2 separate regions of the Homo sapiens genome follow, and region 2 is linked to region 1. The links are chromatin contacts, found by Hi-C in ENCODE. All regions are on one chromosome and are shown on one strand. The core of a region is the stretch at or near the end of the contact, and the rest is flanking DNA. Distances in the headings are between cores, read along the strand shown. Region 1 holds the start of PTGS1 (prostaglandin-endoperoxide synthase 1). Region 2 overlaps MRRF (mitochondrial ribosome recycling factor).

Evidence for each region. A loop is a pair of places that touch in the nucleus more often than their neighbours do. Pooled maps may share reads with other maps.
Region 2: a loop to region 1 is called in a pooled map, with 2.1 times the contacts of the local background. The contact joins the enhancer-like site here to the promoter of PTGS1 in region 1. A Hi-C loop is called at or near these places in 1 of 50 pooled maps.

What each region holds. Positions count from the first base shown.
Region 1 is chr9:122,369,700-122,372,364 of GRCh38, reverse strand. PTGS1 (prostaglandin-endoperoxide synthase 1) reads right to left here and starts at 1,341. Exons shown (of 11, transcript NM_000962.4): 1 at 1,274-1,341; 2 at 1,093-1,179. The coding sequence starts at 1,280.
Region 2 is chr9:122,285,589-122,288,253 of GRCh38, reverse strand. All of the region lies in intron 4 of MRRF (mitochondrial ribosome recycling factor), which reads right to left. Among named protein-coding and RNA genes, the nearest start is that of MRRF, 22 kb to the right of the region's middle. Within about 2 kb of position 1,338, at least 2 of the 41 ENCODE cell types and tissues checked have a DNase peak (open chromatin) inside an H3K27ac peak, as active enhancers do.

The sequences.
Region 1 (2,665 bases), core at 92-2,591:
TTCCTAGAGCACCCTCCGTCCTCTCTTTGGGTCCCCTAAATGCCACCCACCCAAAGCCCGTTTCAGGAAACTTGGTCTGATCCAAAATCCATGTACATATCTTTCCTCTTTCCCCCACGCACCAGATCCTTAGAGCATCACAGCAGAAAGTGCGGACTCCCTCTGCTCCCTCCTGCCCTCTCTGGGCCTCATTTTAGAGATTTTACACAGCTAGGTGGTGGAGGAAACTATATCCAACTGGGACACATGCTCACACACACGCACACACACAAGCAGCGAGCTGGGGGAGGAAGGTTGGCTGAGCGAGGAGCTGAATTCCTTCACCTGGAACCTGGCACATGCATGGGGGAGGGAAGGGCGGAATTTCCCCATCAACCTCCCCCATGAAACCCAGAGTGGCTCCGGGTCCATTGTGGGTAGAAGCAGCTTTCTGTGGAAAGACCTTGCGAAGTGTGTGGACGCAGACAGACCTGAGTTCAGATCCTGGGCCCACCATGTATTTTGTGAGCTTGGGGAATCATGGCACCTACTGAGCCTCGGTTTCCTCATTTGCTCAATGGGGATCTCTTAAACCCCAGATGAAGCATCCCGGCTCCTAAATGTATTTCCATCTCCCATGTTCTCCCGAAGTCTTCACCAGGGGAGACCTTCTCCACTGGCAATGGGAATCAGGATGGGTTCCCAGACGGTTAGAGGCTGGAGAAAGGGAACTCATTTCCCTTGGTGCCTGCGGCTTCCTCCCAAAGAGGCCCCTATAGGAAACAGCGGGGTTGTTGGGTGCAGAGGCTGCTTAGACATCTGGGGCCCAGAACAGGTGAGGGGGATGGATAGGGACTGTCCCTTCTCCCCAAGTTGGCACCAGATCCCAGTCTGCTGTTTCCCCTGAAAGAACTAGATAGCCCATTAGCCAAGGCCACACCGCCGGGGGGGCTTCAGGGAGCCCCCATCCCACCAAAAGACTCAGCCTCAGTCTTTCTCAGCACCGCGAGCAGAAAGGGGAAGCTGGGCCCGCTGGAGGGGAAAGGAGGGGGTTGAAACCAGGCCAGGGGCGCAAGACCGGGGATTCCCTTGGGGAGGGATGGGGCCGCCTACCTGGCGTGGGCGCCCCTGGGTCCGCGAGCAGGACGGGGAGCGGCGGGAGCAGGAGCAGGAACAGCAAGAACCAGAGCAAGAGACTCCCTGCAGAGGAGAGAGATGAGGGGCTGAGCCTGGCATTCAAGGCTCCACCAGGAGGCCAAGAAAATTCCCCACCGGGCACCGGGGTCGCACTCACGGCTCATGGCGCGGCTGCTGGGGTGCGGGACGCAGAGTGCAGGCTCCTGTGCGTGCGCCTCGCACACTGCCCGGAGCTCCAGCCCATCCCCTCCCCACCCTTCCCCCGGCTCCACCCCCGCTCCTCCCTCCAGCTGTCACCTCGGCTGCCCGCTTACTTCCTCTGCCCAGCCCCGGCCAAGGCATTTTATTAATTAGTGTATGCTCGCCGCTAAAGCGGCTTTTCACCCAAGATCCTTGAAGCACTTACGTTTCTGATGCCTGGTGGCACTAGATATAGACAGGAAACTGAGGCTCAGAGACGATGCTCAATGCTGAGGTCACCCAGGGCTTAGGGACAGAACTGGGGATGGAAGCGGCTCGTCTGAACCACATACCCTGCCCCGCAGAGAAGAAAGGGTCTCAGAGTCCCCTTCTGTAAAATGGGTCTAACGCACTCTACAGAAAAGGGTAGAGAAGAAAAGGGGCTAGAAACAGGGCAGTCTGCAGAGAAGAAAGGGGGCTAGAAATGGGGCAGTCCAGCCTGGCCTGCTGATGGTTTCCTAGATGAGAAACTCACTACTCCTCAGACAGATCTAACAGGAAGGACTTACTTCCCCCATGGGCTGGGCTCCGCCCCCTGAAGCCACAGGTCTCTGCCAGAAATGAAAAGACCGGGCTCCAAACTCCAAGAGAGCCTAGTTCAAATCCAGACTCCACAGCTTACTGGCCGTGTCACCTTGGACAAGGTACTTATCTTTTCTAGCCCTCAGTATTCTCATCTATAAAATCGGCTTAATAGCAAAAACCATCCCAGAGGGTGGTTGTAAGATTCAATGAGGGAATGCACACAAATCTCCTGGTGCAGTGTCCAGCATGTAGTAGGTGCTCAGTTATCGGAAGGCATTTTTTCAAAGATCTCTGAACTCAGATTCCAGGGCTGGCCAGGGTCCATGCTGTAGCTAGACTCACATCCACCGCCGAATTTATAGAATCCCAGCATCCAGCTCTCCTTTTCGCCAGCTCAGGAAGCACCTAGAAGGAGGAAGGAATAGGTCCAAGATCACCCAAAGTCCCATGGTGCTGGCACCCACAAGTCATCTCCCTCAGTTTCCCCAGCACACCCAGCCATCCTGTGGGCCCCACAGTGGGGAAAGCCGGCAGGAGAGCTCAGAGGTTCTTGTGCTGGCTCCTGGGCATCACTGGGTGCAGGGTAGAAATTATGCCAGGTGGGAGAGGTGAAACCTGCTGGGAAGCCCCTCCCCCATTCTCACCCAAGCTGTTCCCATGCTCCCCTGGGACAAAAGCCAGCTGCCCTAGGGAGACAGAGCAAGCCAGGGCAGACCTGGAGAAGGAGTGGGGCATTGGAGGGCCCTGGGGCTCTCAGGGTGCCGGGACCGGCTTCAGCCTTCCC
Region 2 (2,665 bases), core at 89-2,588, 84 kb after region 1:
ATTTTTATTTTTTTTCATTTGGCTTGTTTTGTTCAAATCATGCTGTGGTTTTTATTCCCTTCTTTTCTTTCCCATCATTAACTCTAGCTGCAGGCAAGTTTATGGAAGGCAGCAACTATGTGTATCATTTATCAAGCAGGACACATGTTAAACAAATGCAACACAGTTTTCTGTCTTCAATGCATTCAAAAAGATCATGCATGTAAATCTGCATCGTGTCACTACAGCATGACACGGAAATGCTCAGGTTTGGAAAGAAAGCCAACTGTATGTGAAACAGAAATTACATAAACACAGGATTAGCTCAGCATTTTAAAGCTATGAACCTGGGTACTCTACGGTCAGCTTCGAAGCTGGAGGAAGGAAATCTTTAGTTAGAGCTATTTGTTTAATATATACAACAGACGAGATAAAGGAATTCAAAAGACAATGTAACTCACACTTCCTCATTCTGTTCCTGTAAATGAACCTCTCTACTGATATACTTGTAAGGATTTTTTCAAAACCCATGGAATTTCAACTTGAACAAATGGCAAAGATGTCTGAGTTGAAAAATGAAGATATACCCCAACTTCCTAAGAAAAAATTAAGCTGTTAATATCTCCTCCTGCTTCATAAGATGCTCTGGTGGCCAATCAGGTGCTTCTTCTGTGAATGCCATTTGCTATTTAATAAAAGAAGTGGCTGGCTCTGAAAAGCAATCTGCCTGATGAGGTCTTCAAGCTGTGTAATTAGGAGGCTATTCCCTAAATTGGCCCACAGTGCCTACGGGATTAGATGAACAAGGAGGAGAGGCCTCAGTGGTTCAGAGGGGCCCAGAAAGAGAAACAGTTGACAGTTCCCTTTTCATCAATTTCTCTGTTCCTCACTAACATCAGAAATGAGTGCCTCCCTTTTATCAACCTAATAACAGGTATTCATCCATTCAAGGAAAATTTACCAAATGGTGCCATGTGCCAGGCACTGTTTGGTGTTGGACACAATGAGCAAATTAGACATTCCTACATTCCAAGCTTACACTCTAGTAAAAGTGAGATGAAAAATAAATGTGTACACAAATGTACACTAGTAATAAGTGCAATAAAGAAAAAGAATTGTGCTGTATAGGAGAACTTAGTGTGGAAGAATAATTTAGATTGGAGAGGTCAGGAAAGGCTTCCTTAAGAAAGTGACGTTTAAGCCATGATCCAAAATATAAGTAGCAATTAGCCATGCAACAGTGTTCCATGCAATGGGAACAGGATATGCAAAGGCTCTAAGGATGCAAAGGGTTTGGTGTGTTTGAGGAACTGAAAGACCAATGTGGCTAAAGCATTGTACAAGGATGACAGTGGCACAAGACTGGCAAAACTGAAAAAACAGAGGCAAGATCAAGCAAAGCCATCTAGGCCATAATGAAGATTTTGGACTGTTTCTTGGCCACAGTGAGGATTTTGGACTGTTTCTTAAAGATTGCTAGAAGCCACCAATAAAGGCAAAGCATGGGAATGACAACTGACAAAATCTTTTATACATATATTTTTTTTTCCTTGTTTATTTAAGATACAAGGTCTTGCTCTGTCACCCAGGCTGCAGTGCAGTGGCATGATCATAGCTCACTGCAGCTTCAAACTCCCGGACTCAAGCGGTCCTTCCACTGCAGTTTCCTGAGTAGCTAGCACTACAGGTGTGTGCCATCACACCTCACTAATTTTTTTATTTTTGAAATTTTTGTAGAGCCAGGGTTTCACTATGTTGCCCTGGCTGGTCTTGAACTCCTGGCTTCAAGTGATCCTCTAACCTTAACCTCCCAAAGTGCTGGGATTACAGGCATGAGCCACCACGCCTGGCACAATATATATTTTTCAAAAACTCATTCTGGTTATAGTATGGAGAATGGAGTAGGGGAGTGGTAACAGCACACCCACAGGTGTGCCTGGCCCATTAGCTATCAGAGCCCTTTGATTTGAAACAGTGTGTTCACAGCAAGGGCTTTCCCTTTCTCCTATCTCTAGCCTAGTTTGTCAAATACAACAGGTCCAACCTTGGTCTATGACTTTGGAATACAACTACTGAAATAGACAATAAGAACAGGAGGATTCCTTCACCTTATATTAGCAGATGAGGAAATGGAGGCCCAGAGAGTGAAGCAACTTGCCCAAGGTCAAACAGCCAGTTGGTGGTAGAGATGGGACCGGATTCCAGGTACTCTAAGACTCCTAATCCAGGCCAATTCCTAGTGGACCAATAACAAAAAGCCCAATTACCTTCTTCAACTACACTTAAAATCATAAAGCTTCAAAGATGCAATGACCTAATACAACCCACCTTCCAGTTTTGGAAGCACTGTGCTCCATGCAATATTCTGCAATGGTCAGTCTAGTATAAAAGGACTTCCTGGAGGGTCTGCTCCAAATACTAATGCAGAGGTCACAAATTGGTGGCCCTCAGGCCACATTTGGCCCATTAAAGTATTGTTTTATTTGCTTCATAGTCTTTAAAAAAAAAACTCAATTAGTCATCAACATTTACAGAATAAAGATGTCACATAAAAATTTGTGTTACTAGCTTCTTCTGGAAATAAAAATCGTAGTATCAGGTAACACTGATTACCAGGCCTACATTGTGCCTGGCAATGATCAGCAGGAGCTGGGCAGAGGCATTCCACTCACACAAGGTACAGGCT